2 separate regions of the Mus musculus genome follow, and region 2 is linked to region 1. A link is a loop called in an ENCODE intact Hi-C map of the cell type or tissue named here. Cell type or tissue: heart. All regions are shown on one strand.

The links. A loop is a pair of places that touch in the nucleus more often than their neighbours do. Peaks named below come from ENCODE experiments on the same cell type or tissue, not always from the same donor. Only the 100,000 strongest peaks of a DNase experiment are listed, where the experiment ranks them.
Region 2: a loop joins it to region 1, with 2.2 times the contacts of the local background. A loop is called at or near these places in 3 of 42 quality-filtered maps.

What each region holds. Positions count from the first base shown.
Region 1 is chr3:21,475,797-21,483,796 of GRCm38, reverse strand. The region is part of intron 1 of Gm31610 (a long non-coding RNA gene); the gene reads left to right. Among named protein-coding and RNA genes, the nearest start is that of Gm31610, 9.9 kb to the left of the region's middle. In heart, no CTCF peak of the experiment used is centred here; DNase peaks (open chromatin) are centred at 4,436 and 6,246; H3K27ac peaks cover 1,096 bases.
Region 2 is chr3:21,423,663-21,431,662 of GRCm38, reverse strand. Gm31610 (a long non-coding RNA gene) reads left to right here. Exons shown (of 5, transcript XR_880697.3): 5 at 6,048-8,000. Among named protein-coding and RNA genes, the nearest start is that of Gm31610, 62 kb to the left of the region's middle. In heart, no CTCF peak of the experiment used is centred here; no DNase peak of the experiment used is centred here.

The DNA.
Region 1 (8,000 bases):
TGGCTTTAGTCTCAAGGGTGTGACAAATCATACTCTTCTCTGAAGGGCCTTGTTCAGCACTCATTGTCTAACTCACCCTCTATTCTTTTCCTTTTCACCTGAAGTGATAGACTGTACCACTGAGAGATGAGTGGACAAGACACAACTAACATCTGTCCTTAAGCCCCAGTAATTCCCAATCTACAAACTCTGGTAGATGAAGTCACGTGGTACTTGCCCAATGAGGTACATGGGATAAAGTCCGAATGTAAACATTTTTATTTTCAATGTTCAGCTACCTTTAATGACCCCCATCCCCCTTGAAGGGTAGGTGCAGGCAGCTAGGCATGTGTTGCCGCAGTAAGCCTCCAGGGGGTAAACCTTCCCTTTAAGCAGAACTTTCAGGAATTGGAGGAACTGCCGAAGGAAGGGAGAAATAGTGGAAGACCTAGATTCTAATTAACTTCTCATCTAATTAACTGTGCCACCGTTCCTCTGTGGATACGATGGAGACTCAAAGATAAAAGGGCTGAGCTGAGGATGGCAGTGGATCAGCAAGTTCACAGGATCACCTTCATTCCTGAGAGTTTTAAAGAGAAAAATAGTTATCACAGGAACATGATTTAGTATTTGTGAAAGGAAACTGTGGCCTTTGTTCAGGTCAGTTGGGTGTATTTGCTCTCCACAACAACAAAGAGTGTTCTCATAGATCTGTCCACCCTTTCTCATTATCAGCAAGACCCTGTTCTGAGGTGCTTGGTGCCTCACCACTGGGTGGGCAAAGAGGATCCAGGATCATCAGTACAGTGAGTGGTTTTCTTGGTTGTTTTCTATCATCACTAATGGCTGTTCCTTGCCCAAAACAGGGCTTCAGCCTGACTTTCGTTTCTTCCAGGTCTTTCAGTTTATGGATTCTGCAGCTGAGTGATTAGCTTATCCTTTTTCCCAATGTTTTCTTCCACCATAGTGAAATTCTGCTCCAGAGAGTCTACATTTTGAGATAGTGATACATTCTCTTGAAGTTCTCATTCTGGTGTATTTTCTTACTCTCCTCTTAACCTACACCCCCATGTTTTAAATTCTAGGACACAGAGCTGGTTCAGCCTGCAGTTCATTCTTTCACTTATGTCTCCTCCCATTCCTTCTCCTGGTATAGTTTTACATCCCACAAAATACCATTACCCAGACAAGCTATAGAGGAAAGAGTTTATTTTGATTTCTGATTCCTGAAAGATAAAAGCCCATCAGGGACTGTGTCTCTGGAGAGGCATAGCTGCAAGTGGTAGGCATAGTGATAGGAGGGGGAAGCTGAGAACTCACATTCTCAATTGCAAGTGCAAAGCAGAGGGCAAACTGGAAGTAGCGTGGGACTTGTATTCTCAAAGGCCATTTTTCCTGCGCCATCTCCTTGAAGTAAGGTACCTCAGAACTCCCAAAGCTGTGTCACAAATGGGGAACACGTGTTCGAATACTGGAGCCTCTGGAAGACATTTCTTGTTCAACTGACCATAGTGTATATTTATCAATATGTATGTATATATGTATGTATGTTTACAACTGTCTGAATGTATGTTTATATATATGTGCATATATATATATATGTGTACATATGTGTTTATGTATTGTGTATATCCACAAGTATTCGTATGTATATATGCATTTGTGTATACATATTTTTGTATATCTATGTGCTTGTTTATAGGTGTGTATATATGCATATAGGTATATGTATATTTGCATCTGTGTGTGTTTGGTGCAAAATGGGGACAACCAGGATGCTTTGCTGAGGCTTATGCAATGAGTTAAAAGTAGACAGAGACATGACAAGGATAGTATACATTTGAAGGAAGAGTGAGGTTCAATATGGTCAGATCTGAGGGAATGTTTCTTAATACAGGTGTTATGGTTTGCATGTAAAATATCTCCCACAGCCTCATGTCTTTGAACAGTTGGCCCCTAGATGGTTGTGCTATTTGGAAAGTTGGTAAAACCTAGAGGACATAGTCTTGCTGTAAGAAGAGGGTCACTGGGTGGGGTCTGTGAAGCATTATAGCTGGGCTTCTCTCATTTACTCTGTTATTTGACTATGAATGTAATGTGACAAACTTCTCCTGCTCCTGCCACCATGCCTCTTCTGCCTGATGCCCTGTATTCTCTGTCATGATGGAGTATATCCCTTCAGAACTATGAAACAAAATAAACCCTGTCTCCCTTCAGTTGTTCCCTGCAGGGCATTTTATTACAGCAACAAAACAGCAACTAAGTGGCTGTGTTTTACAGCTGTCTCCCAGTATGCTAAATGTTCCACCCAGAAAATGATAGTTGTGATATCTAGTCATCAAGAGATATGAACACAAGTCTGATACCATTTCTAAAGACCTATGTAAAGGACAGGGTTGTGAGACTGGGTTAAACATAGTAAGAGTGACTTCATTCGGTGCCATTACCACAGCTACATGAACCATTGCAATATCTGTTTTGCAGAAAAAGAAAAAATACAAAGGGCTCAACTTCTAGATCCATGGCCCCACCTAGAAATTTATAGTAAGGAAAATATGGTGAGGGTCAGAGAATAGAAGATTACTAAAAAATAACATTAAGGGGAAGAACACTGGAACTAAACCTACCTAAAAGCAATCTTACTGAGGGCAGTCCCAGCAATTAGATGCTTTTTCAGGAATGCTGAGGGCATCAATCTGATCAGGTATCAGTGATACTCAGATAATAAAGGTGATCTGATATAAGAGACCAGAGAGTTGATGGGCTCTTGTTAACTAAATTTAAAAGCAATTTTACTAAAACTGAATTTTATGAGGAAATACTACCAATAAGTATAGCGGATAATTTAAGAACATAATGAGAAACATATTAAACATAGGCTGGAGCTATGGATCAGTTGATAGAGTGGTGGACTAGCATGCAAAAGGCCCTGCAATTCATAAACTAATTTTGTAGATGGATACCTGTAGTCCCAGACCTGAGATATGGATGCAGAATGATTAGAAGTTCAGGGTAAGTATGGATTATATAGTAGTGAGTTTGAGGCTAATCTAGGGTACATGAGACCCTGCCTCAAAACAAAATAAATCAAACAATGCAACCTCTAGTTAAAGTGTTTAACTGAAGCATCTTTTTGTCATCATTTGGAAGGTACCAACCTCCTGATGTGAGAGAGTCTAGAAAGGCCTGTTGAGGGGATATTGGTATCTTGGTAGTATACCACTTGGTAGTATTTCACTGGAAACTACTAGAGTCTCAGAGTGTGAAATGACAGAATTTAATTAAGAGTGCCTAAGATAATACGAAAGCTACTTTTTCTCTGACTATAAAGGAGTGGACAGGTTGGACATGCAGAGAAGAAGGTATTGCAATGATCCTCCAAAGTGAAAGACAGCAAATTATTCTGACTTAACTACAAATGTACTTCATGGAGCAAGACAAGCGATTAGATACAGGGTTCCAGGGGAAGAGAGAATCAGGAAGGGGAGAGACTTCAGGGAAGAGCTTAGAGTTCAACCTTGAGTCTGAGTGTTGCAGCTGTGTAGCCTACTAGGACAACTTTGGCTTCCAGTACCTACTAAGAGCTGCCACTGCCAAATGAATGTAAGGGACAGTATCTGAAAGAATTTTTTTTAATTTTGATTGTTTTAATTGGTTAGGGTCTGAAGTATACCTGTCTGACCTCAAACTTCCTATGTAACCTTGAACTTCTGCTCCTCCTGCCTTTACTGCCTGAGTTCTGAGACTACTGACTTTGGCCACCACACTGTGTGTGGTGCTGTGGACAGAATCCAGGGATTTGTGTATGCTAATCAAGTATTCTACCAACTAATCCCCAACCCAGCCCTTAAGGCTATCCTTTGTCTTTGAAACAATTGTTCCTTTAATAAGTTTACACAACCCTTAAATTACCCTTAGCCATTTCTTCTTCTCTTCCTCTTTGTTTCTTTTTAATTTTTTCTTTCCTCTATTTTTTAAAGACAGTTAACAGTTAGCTGTCATCATGTGAGGGCAGGCCAACTCCTAAATTGAGATTAGCCCGTTCATTTAGTGCAGGGACTGAGCTTTTAAATAAAATATTAGGTAATGGATGTACCAGGAACAAACTAAAAAAGATGCCAGCTTTTCTTACTGATTTCAGTTTTATCCTCTAGTGTCTCCCACTGAAAGAAAGTCATGAGGCCACATGACCCAGCACTGTGGGGCCAGAACTGGGCTTTGCTCTTCAGGGCTCCAAATTGTTCCCTTAAGTAAACTGAATTACACCACAAGCCGGTCTCATCACTGAAGGCTGCACAAGAGCTTCTTGTACCTTTTTAAAAGGCAGAAAGTGCCACATAGCCTTTCAAAGTGCTAACAGCCTGCTTCCTACAGCCATCTGCATTGGCAGACCCTGAGAAGCAGAGCAGGGCAGACCCAGATGGAGCAGAGCAGACCCGGGGGTGGGGGACAGTGTGTGGGAACTGGTGAAGGCAAATTCTGTCCACGTGGGAGCCAAGCCCAGTCCAAAGAGATTTCTATCACATGTTTTCTTTCCTTTGCCTGTGTTGACACATTTCTTTCTGAAAGCAGCCAGAGATTTTAATGGGTGTTTTCATAGAGTGAGTTCCTGACCCCTCCCGGTTCAACACTAGGGAGCTTTAAACAGGATGGAAAATGAACACAAACAGGAATATGTTGGGAAGATACAGTAGGGAAGAATTCTGTGGCTCCCTGTGCCAGTACAAATGCCTGCTTAATTAGAAAAATCAATCTTGGCTGTCCAGGTGACAGATAGGAATCCTCTTTTGGAGGTGAGAAAGTCCAGTCATGGTGAGATAATTTTTTCCCATTACTAAAGGCAGCCTAATGTATGTCTCTAAGCAGTTTGGCTTAGAAGAACTTGTTAAAAACCACCACATTCCTCCTCCCGTTAATTGAATCTTGGTGAAGCGGGGGAGGGAGAACGGGGCAGCTTGCATTAAAAAAAAAAAAAAAAAAAAAAAACCTCTTTAAAGATACCCAAGTTCTGAGAGATGATTTCATAACTGTTATCAAAGGAATGGCAGTGTTTTGATAAGGACCAGAATGGAAACTGTCTGTCCATGCTTATAAAACACTAACTTGAGAGGTTTTGCCTTGCTAGAGAAAATGATTGAAGATGTTGAGTCATCTGCTCTCTGTGACAGACTAGAGGTCTAGGATTCTCTCTGGATGGATAAGGAAACAGCAGCCCACAGGGCTGGTGCACTGGCAACCAAATCCGAATGAGTGTGCTTGCTTGGATGTCCTTTCTCAGGTGCCTTCTGCTTTTTGCTTGAGATGGGAGCACTCATTTGTCTAGTAATTTCCAAGTAGGCAAAACTAATTGTTCAGTGAGCTGGGTATCTACCTTCCACTATATCTCCTTTCACCATTCACTGCTGAAGTAAAAAATGTACACTCTACACCCATTTTATATGGTTTTCTTATATGGGTTCTGGGGATCTGCTTTGCCAGTTGATTCTGGGATTTCAGAGTTTAGCCTGATCACAGCTGCATGTATAGTGACTCCAAGAGCCAGAGAGTAAAGTTGTCTCTCCCCCAGGTCTCTCTGTATGTCCCAGACACCTCGTGGATTCTTTAAAGGAGGCTATGATGGCACCTGAGCTGGCTGTTTTCTTTCCTACTACAGTGTGGGTTTCTGTGACAGCCTTGGATCTCTTTGAGTAGTTGGTTTAAGCTCCATCCAAGACACAAGGTTCACAGCACGTGGCAGTGGAGCCATACTTTCCTGCTTCTGGACTGATTTGCCTCCAGTCTGAAATGTAAAACACCTGTTTTAGCTGTGGCTCCACTTCTGTTTTCTTGGTTTTATTTATTTATTTCTTGGGCTTCCATAATCCTGCCTTTGTAGCTTTTTCTCCCAGGGTGGTTTCTACTGAGGGTTCTTTCTGAGAGAAAAAGCCCCTAATAAAATGCCCAATGCAAAACTATCCTTTGAAGAAATTTAGAAAGCTCCTTGGCTTTAAAAAGAACAAATACAAACCAAACCTGGAAACAAACAGACCAATGCTTCCAAAAAGCCTACCCTCATTGCTTAGAAGGTCTTTCCATGGATTTTTTTTTGTTTCTTTGCCTTCAATATCTCAATTGTTCACTGTGATTCCAGTGATTCCAGGCCTTCCCCCAACCTACACTGGCCAAATATACTTGAGCTAAAGAAAAAAAAAATGTTCTCTGGTTTCATTGAAATCTTGCTAGTCAGTCGTCACGTGGATATTCACATGTGGATTCCATCTGTGGTGTTGAATCATTTCTGGAGAGCCCACAGCTGAGACGGAGCTCATTCATGACGTGAAGCCTGTGGTCCTTATCCCTCTCTATTTTAGGAAGCCAACTGAGTACAGACAGGAGAGGAAACTGGATACTGTCTACCAGGGAATGGTTGGTTAGATTATGAAGCATCTTAAGGTGTCTCTGTTTTCATTTTAGGCATTCGCTTCAGCTTAAAGCATTTATTATTTGATGATACAGGTTTTAAAATAAATCCTTGAAGCGGGACCCAGAGAAGATAGCAGCCTTTATTCAGTTACCCCCACCAAGGGGAGGTGGACGTATAGAAAATGTCTGGCTCTTAAAGGATCCGTGTGTTGTCTTCTTTGGGACACCCATGAGGTCTGGATGAGGTCTGAAGGTCAGTGGGGTGGTTTAAATGGAAAAGACAGAACGACAAAAGATGACCAGGATGACAGAGATTGTCCACGAAACACTGTGTATGTTTAAAGGAGCTAAAGGGATCTGCAACCCTATCGGTGGAACAACATTATGAACTAACCAGTACCCCGGAGCTCTTGTCTCTAGCTGCATATGTATCAAAAGATGGCCTAGTCGGCCATCACTGGAAAGAGAGGCCCATTGGACTTGCAAACTTTATATGCCCCAGTACAGGGGAACTCCAGGGCCAAAAAGTGGGAGTGGGTGGGTGGGTGGGGGGGAGGGTATAGGGGACTTTTGGGATAGCATTGGAAATGTAAATGAGGAAAATACCTAATTAAAAAAAAAGTGTAAAATTCCAAGGAGAAGAATACAACTCTGTGTGAGCACCGTGGACTTCTATCACTGCTTGTGTGGATGGAGCCAAAGGTTTGGGGAGAGTATGATGTTTCCTAAGCCAATATCAAAACTCCATTTCCTTAGTAACCCTGAGGAATCATCTAATGGTTCTTTCTGATGAAAGAAAATCTGAGACTTATCTTGTGTAGGAAATATTTGCTAACATCTCTAAAGCTGGCAGAAGACCCTTTTGTTAAATTGGAATTCTCTCCATCTGTGGTTCTCACCCTTACGTGTGTCTACCATATACTGCAAGCATGTACTACACACACACACACACACACACACACCCCAGATAAGTACTTCCAGATAATATTCATCAGTTTTCTGTTTACTCCTTAGTTGTAGCTTAACGATAGACTTCTGTTGAATTAAGTCATTCCAGGTAACAATTGTACATTTAAAGATTCAGACAACTTTTCTTTAGAGAATTTTGTTTCTTAAAACTTTGGTTGATATCACACTGACGAATGTAGGCTATTCCTGAAAAATAAAATGAGGGCTAAACAGCCCACAGCATCACCCATCTACAAAAAACACAGTCCTTCTTCCCTTCATCAATTACATTTATAGTTTTTTTGTGTGCCTAACTTGAAAAATTACAAAGGCAGCTCATGAGCATGCCATATGTTAAGTACAGTTATAGATGACATGTGATTTTATGTTTATTTCTTCAGTTACTCTCTTCTTAACACCAATGAATGTAGTAGCACAGATAACCCTGCACCGTCCTACAGATAAGCAGATATATTAGTAATCTATCTATCCATCCATCTATCTGCCTACCTACCTATCATCTGTCTGTCTGTCTAGATATAGATATAAGCAAAGAGATATTAGTGACATATTCAGTGCCATACAGAGACATTGATAGGGTTTGATTTACCATTACTGGGTTCGAAAGCCCCCTTTTCACTTATACTATACCACATTGTGTTTCTTAGTTA
Region 2 (8,000 bases), 52 kb after region 1:
TGACAGAGGGAGACCGCTTCCCACAGTGGATGGCACTTTCTGTCTATGGCAGAGAGATAAGGTCCAAAGGAAAAGGTGCTGCTTTTTTCTGCCAGCCCCTGCTCCTGGGTGGTTATTGTCTGTTCTGCTGTAGGCATCCTCCAGTGACGTTACAAGTCAGGTTCTTATTGGCTCTTCAGGTATCTTCTAGACTTTCAGCTCTCTGTTGGTGTTGCTGAGGCTTCCAACATTGGGGACTGGGCAGCTACCAGGCTCCCAGCCTCTTTCTCATGTACAAAGCTACTGTGGGACTACCTGGACTATATTGTGAATGCTAGTCAGATAAATCCCCTTTGTAATGTGCATTCTATCTGTTCTGTTTCTGTAAAGAATCCTTACCAGTACAGGAGTCAGGTCAGTTTCCATGATGTATGTGTCCAATGAAATACAGTTTATGAAAATCAGCATAGTTGTCAGAAAAACAGAGTTTTTTTTTTTTTTCTTGCAAAGTGACAATGAAATAGAGATGAATGACATTGTCCATGGGTTTTGCTCTTTTCCTGTGACTTGAATTGGCAGAGGGGTTGTCATGGTAACTGGCAGGGAAAGTACACTTAGAAAAAGAGTTTATCTTTTTGTTGCATATAGCTTGTTTGCATATGTATATTGAACCAAGAGATCAAACAGTGAGTTAAGCATAGGTTACCAGGCTGAGAAAGTCAAAGAATTGGTTCCTGGGACACGAAGTCATAGCTATTGTATCTGCAGGCATCTTGTTCAGTACAGCAGTGCATTTGCTAATTCTAAGTTGCATTTTGCTTTCTCAGTTCAACATCTTTCAGCATATGTTCTTTGGTGACCATGTCTTACAATCACTGTTGGCTAAGGGTGGTCCTGACCTAGCTGTCATTTCCTGTGCATGTGTCAGTGTGATTGTTACCTCTGTGATGTGAATGACGACTAAATCTCCTTTGCCATTCAAAGGCCCAAGAGGAGGAATTCTGCTTTCCATCTGACGATCTCCTATTGACATCTTCTCAAATGATCTGAAAGCACCACCATCAAGTCTTGCATAAGGGTCAGTCTTTGAAATGATTTCTGAAACATGGGCATGGTAGCTCACACCTCAATCTTCATCTTTCAGAAGCTAAACAAAGGAAAATCAGGAGTTCAAGGTCATCCCTGACTACATACTGGCTTTGAGATTATCACTGGCTTTATGAGACTCTGTCTTTTTTTTTTTTTTTAATTACGTATTTTCCAATGCTATCCCAAAAGCAATGTTGTTGCACCTATAGGGTTGCAGATCTCTTTAGCTCCTTGGGTACTTTCTCTAGCTCCTCCATTGGGGGCCCTGTGATCCATCCAATAGCTGACTGTGAGCATCCACTTATGTGTTTGCTAGGCCCCGGCCTAGTCTCATAAGAGACAGCTATATCAGGGTCCTTTCAGCAAACGCTTTCTAGTGTATGCAATGGTGTCATTGTTTGGAGACTCTGTCTTAAAAAACAAATAAAAGCAAATGCATCCAGGAATTGAGACTACAGAACAACTGTACAGTGAGAAATATGATTATTATAGTTCTGGATTTAAAATTTGACTCTAAAGGTTTGGTTATGAACACATTTTGGCCATAGTAAGCACTCTGGTTGGTGGCAATGGTAGATAGAAATTAATTATATATAACACTTACACTATAAATACCTAAGTAAGTTCCACATCTTTCCTCCAATAGATACATAGTTTCTTCTCATCAGAGAACATTGTGTCAGTTTAATTGGCAATGCTCTTTTCTTTTCTATGTGGTGGATAAAAATAATGGGCTATGTTTCACATTTGGTGAAACCAGGAATGAATTCCTCATTGTGGCAGTTCAGACTCAGCTTCTGGCCATCAAACACATGCAATGCTATGACTTAGACTTTGTGAATATTTTATAGTCATCATGTTTTTCCTTCCTTGTGGATTTAGATCTATAAAGGGAAAGGGGTAGTAGAATGCATGCTGGTAGCATCATTAGAGGAAAGGGCCACCAAACCATGACTAGACATTGAGGTTGGGAGAGGTCTAGAAAAGAATAACAATGTGTCAAAATTAGGGTATGCAAGGCTTAAAAGCAAGGAAGGCTTCCCTTTAAAACCTGGAGAGGAACCTCATAACACTTGAAGCAAGAGTAAGAAAGAGAGCCATCAAAGGATGACAGGGTAGATCCAGAAAAGAATCTTTAGAGAAGTTCCTTCAACAAAGAAAACATCAGGCTTTTATAAATTTTTGAGGACCAGGAATGAGGTTAGTTAAGTATCTTAAAAAATTATGTATGTGTATGTGTATGTGTATGTGTATGTGTATGTGTATGGTGAATATATGCCTTGAGTATGCTGGTGTCTATGAAGGCTTGAAGAAGGTGTCAGATTTCCCTGAAACTGAGTTCCAGATCATTGTAAGACACCATGTGCCTCCAGGGACAATAATGTCGATCAACTGGAGGAGAAACATGCTCTCAACTACTGATCCATCTCTCTAGATCCTGGAGGGATGCCTTACATCCCTAGATTGACTTCCTCATAGCAGATGAGACAAAGAGCCTGGAAAAGCTAAGTATTTGTTAAGACCATAAGTCAGGAGCTGTAAAACCACAGCACAGAACAACTTCTCAACTGTCTCCTAGAGGATTCAGGAGGAATGGCCTGATTTCTTCAGACTGGGGTATCTGTCTTCTTAAGAAACTGTCGTCTGGATAGGGCAGGGCATGGTCTATCAAGTAGAGCAGGTAAACCAGAAGAAGTAGGCAAATTTATCTTCTGACTGCATAGTAATAGTTTGGATATAAGGGGCTCAGAGACACTGTTTTCAGAGTTTTGCAGTGTGGTGGGTGAATGGAACAAGGGTCAACTTGTCTATGTTAGATCTGAGAACATGTGAGTCCATCCTCTCTTCTGGAAGGCATGTCTAGTTATAATGATATGGTAAGGAGCAGTTATCTCCCAGAGTGAAAATGTGCCTAACCTTTGACTCACAAACCAGCTTACCTGGCTACTCTTGTCGTTTAGTGGCGCCTTCCTCAGATGCTTTAGCTCTGCACGCATCTCTTTCCGTGCTCTGATTATTGTGGGTTTAGGATACACTTTGATTAGTCTGTGGTAAGCTTCTCACATAAGCAGGAATCTGAGAAATTGCCCATGGCACACGGTTTCATTGCTCCAACTTGGCTGCTGACTCTTTCATCCTTTAGCATCTAATTCCTTCTAAACAATAGCCTTAATTACACCAGCCATTTCTTCAACAGCTCTAGCTCTGCTCTTCCTGTGTGCCTTATCTCTTTCCCTTGTGATTAAATACCATGACTAGAAGCACGTCAGGGCAGAAAGGGATGATTTCCTCTTAGGGTCATAGTTCACCAACCAGGAAAGCCAAGCAGGAAATCATGGTAGGATCTTGAACAAGAAACCACTGCTTACTGGCTTGATTCCCTGGCTTGCTCAGCTACTTTTTAAAATTTATCCCAAGCTTACCTGTGGAAGGATAAACTGCCAATAGTGGGCTGAGCTCTCCCACACCAATTAGCAATAAAAAATGCCTTTCAGACAGACATTGCCACAGGCCAGTCTTATGGAGACACTGTTTAACTTGAGGTGCCCTCTTCCCAGGTATGGTGACAACGGAAGATAAGTAGGCTCCTATGTTTCTTCCTCATACACAAAATGTGTGGCTTGTAATCAGAGAGCATTCCCTATACTTCATTCTTGTTGGGTGCAGTAATTTCATCATTGTTGGTTTTTTTTTTTTTTTTTTTCGGCTCTAAGTAGTAGAGGCTCCAGCCGCTCAGATAGGGGAGATGAGCATTCATCATATGCCAGGCCTCTTCCAGGAAGAGCTGTAGCTCAGGGGGTTTCCTCCCTGGGAGAAAATGACCACTTCTTATTAAATGGCAAGTCTTTTGAAAAGGTTGAATAGAATACTGTTTTCACAAAAAGAAATTCAGCTGTTTAAATTTAGCATCATGGGGGAAAAAAAGCTTATTTTGAAGAGAAAAACAACCCAAGAATAGTTTCTGGCTTTGATCCCACAGTCTGCCTTTTCTGTGTGTGCTGCATGTGTTTTCATTCACTGTGTGCCGCTGCGCTCATCCGTCTGCAAGCCTGGAGTTGACAGCTTTGAGGTTCCTAAGAATACTTGTCACCAAAGCCACATATTTGGATTGTTTTATTGTCAAAGAAGAACCTTACCTTCACATTTAATGTTTATGTTACTTCTGCCTTTTTTTTAAATCTCTTCTTCCATAAATGTGGACACCATTTTTCCTGTATCTGTGGTCATCTCTTAGTAGAAGTTATGTTTGCTTCTTCTCCTAGCATCCCTAAAACATCTAGTTTTGAAATTCAAAACTCCTGTTTTTCTAATTATTTGTTGAAATTTGAAGACCACCCATGTCTTGGTAGTCCTGGGGTACCCCAAGGTTTCTTTCTACATCTGTTCAGTTCTCCCCTGGAGTTTGGAGAAAGAAACTTGTATTGATTGAATGTATGTTTTGTGTTTCTCGGTCCTGCTTTAAGTGTTTTATAAAAGATATAATTCTGCTTAATCCTGCTAACTACCTTAAAGAAAACTATTATTTTCCTTGTTTTCAAAGTGAGGAAACCAAAGACAAAAAGTAATTAGGATATAGCCTGGGGTTATCAAGACAATTAGTGGGGAAGTGAAAATTTACAACTGCCTTTGCCAGAATCTGAACAACTCCCGCCTGTTATGAAAGTCAACTTCACAGCCCTGGACAGAATGTGTTTTGTTTCTCAATTAAAAAATTGTCCTCCATATTGCACCAGGGTATTTTTTTGTTTAAAATTGTGCCAGAGTGTTGGGATTTAATAGAAGGCTGTTTCATAATCTGTGTGAAAGGTTAAACTGGAGGTCAGGTTTTCCTAGGACAAGATAAACAAGATAACGAGCCTTCTAGAGTGGAGTGTGTGGCAGTATGCACTCAGCTGTTCAGGCTTCAGACTGCAGACCCACACCAAACACCATTTATACAGGGTACAATGATCTCATCCTGATTGGTTTGTTCCAAGTGTGTGAGTACGTGTGCGTGCGTGCGTGCGTGTGTGTGTGTGTGTGTGTGTGTGTGTGTGTATTTGGGGGTATGTGTATGGTGGAGGCACAGCATTTCCAGCTTCTTGCTCAAAGTTTTCAGACAGCAAAGTATAAAGAAGTTTGAATTAAAGAGGTAGAATAGGATAAAATGTAAGGGAGTAAGTAAATAGCAGGTCATTGAGCTAGAGTGCCCAAGAGCCTTAGTTATTGTTTAGGGCTTCCTTTTATGGTGCCCCATAGGGGACCATTTGTTTTTAAGGGGCCTGATGTGGGTGGTTCTTTGCTTTTGATTGGCAAACTTGAGTTATATGAGACTTTCTCTGCCATACTTGTCCTCTCCAAGTTGCATTTGATTTAATTCATAAGTATTCAAAATTATGCACAGGCATGAAGTGGTAAACAGTGGATTTTTCCTAAAGTCCACTCAGATAACAATTTGTCTTACTATACATATATTCAAAACCAGTGCAGGTTGGATTGATACATTGCTTGCAACATATTTTAGCATATGTTTGACTATAAAGGAGGGGACCCTGGATAAAGGAAGGGTGGCCACCTATTATGTTGCTTGGAGCAGGATGTCTATACAATTTGATGTAGGTGGGGGATCCCTGACTGTTAGATGCCTTGTTAAGAAGGGCATGCGTGCGCATAGCTCAAGCCACGCACAGACACAGGTGGTTAAACTAGATCCACACTCACCTGCCTTGACTTCATGAGCTTTCTCAGAAATGCTCTGAAAATAACAAAAGCAAGGTGCATCACCAGGATTCATTAAACCCGGACTGTCACTTCACCACAGAGGAAGGGCTGCTGCATGTTCCTTCTAGGACTCCTCACATTCACACTGCTTCTGGGTGTCTGGGATTTAGATGATAAATAGCTGCTCCAAGATGGAAAAGATGAGAAGCCAACTTATTCTTGGAATAGTCTATTACAGGGTAAGACAATCTCTTAAATATTTTGAACTCTTTTCACAGAGGAAGCAAGACATGAGAGGCCAGACCTACTACATCTTGTGACCAGCCTCCACCTTAAAAGAAAAAGAGCCTGAGAACTTGACCAGCAGCTGAATCCGAGCTGCACCCAAGTCCTGGGAAGAACCCCATGGCTTGGCCTTGGCCAGTACCCCAGAGTTACTCCCTTGTTACTTCCTAGCAACAGCTAATCAAAGAGTGGTCTGATTGTTTCAGATGTACCATTTGTTATTGTTCACAGTCTTGCTTCAGAGCACTGTCAGCTTCCAATAGTCATTCAATTAGATGCTTGCTGAGATAAATTGCCCCTCCCTTTCTCCCATCTCCCATAAAACCTTGTCCCGATGAGAATTCGGGGCTGTGTCAGGGTTGACGAGGTACCCAAGCTTGAGTTTGTGACTCTAATGCGATTACATTGTGGTCGGCTCTTTGCTGGTCTATTGGGGTTCATGAACACTTCCTGGCACAACAGACCAAGGATTTTCTAATCCCAAAGATTTGAGGATAAAGGACACAGACCCAAGTCATGATGGCCAAATTAATTGTAGCCAGCATTTTTATTCATGTACATGAACTATCTTCCCATAAGTCAAGGTTCTAGAGGTCATCCTTGAACATGGGGAACATAGGCTTTTATAGTTCAGGGGTAGGACATTTCCAAATGGGGGATTTGGCAGGCAAATAGGTGGGGTTATAGAAGCAGAACGTAATAAGGTAGTCATAACACTGTAGTCATAATAACACTTTGACACAAAGATAGGTTTTCAAAAATGTACCTGAAACAAAGGCTTGGTTGCAATGTGGTTTGAAACAAAGATAAGGCTGCTGTTTCCAGGAAGAGACAGTACAGAACCACTTATAGTAAAAATTGCAGATGAGGCATAGCCTGGTCTTTGAGATACAGAGATTTAATCATAAACAGGAATAAGCCTAGTCTTCATAAGATGATTTTACAGCCTAAGATAGAGGTAGTCAGGTTCATCACAAGAAACTTCAGAACTCCAGGGAACAAACCAACTAAAACATTTGAAAAAAGGAATACGAAAAGTTTTATGTGGTTTTTGACAAATTTGCTCATTATTGCTTTAATGTTTTCTGGGCTGTGAACCGTGATTAGTATACAGATTAGTTCCTGGTTGTGTTGCTTGACTCAGTTAGAAAACATCAATGAATTTTAACCCAAGGCTTAAACTATCTAATAGGAGCAGGTGTTTCACACCCACACCAATCCCTGTTCTTCTGTAACCTCCTCTAGAATTAGAATCAAACTAGAATCTTGGTCCTGTGTAGATCTGAGAGCACCTTAAACCCGGCTTTTAAGACACTAGATACTTTTCAAATGTATAATTATCAGAATTCAGATCTGAGTCTTGTTTCCAGCAATGCAACTAGATGTGCTCAGCCCCTGTCCCTAATAAGGAAACTGAAAGAGCTAACTTACAGTGAAAAACAGAGATTTGTTCAATGTAATCACACTGGGAAGAGAGAAAAAGAAACTGAGCCATTAGAGCCCTAACACAACATTAAGTAGATGGGAAGAACTATGTATAATTCATCAGGTCTTGTTAAAGTGTGGTTTCCCCATCATTGACTCACCATTGTCTGGGCTTCACCAGGTTTCACAAGATGGAATATTTTTTGAAGAGACAAGTTCCTCCACTGGTTGCCCTGAGAGACTCAGCCTTTCTACTTTAGTAGGAGAATCTTGAGGAAATTTCAATGTCCTAGGGGATAGAACAAGTATGTCTTTAAAATATCTTCAGTTCTACCAGAAAGTTAAATGGAATTCTATCTTCAATAATATACTGAACTCAGACTGTCTCCTGAGTGGTCAAAATGCATCAGCTATCCACTGGGAATGCCTCCCTCTGCCTGACATGGCAATAGTGGGGTAGTTACTGCAATTCTGAACTTGTATTTTTTTATTTGCATTTATTTATTTGTAGAAGACTTTCT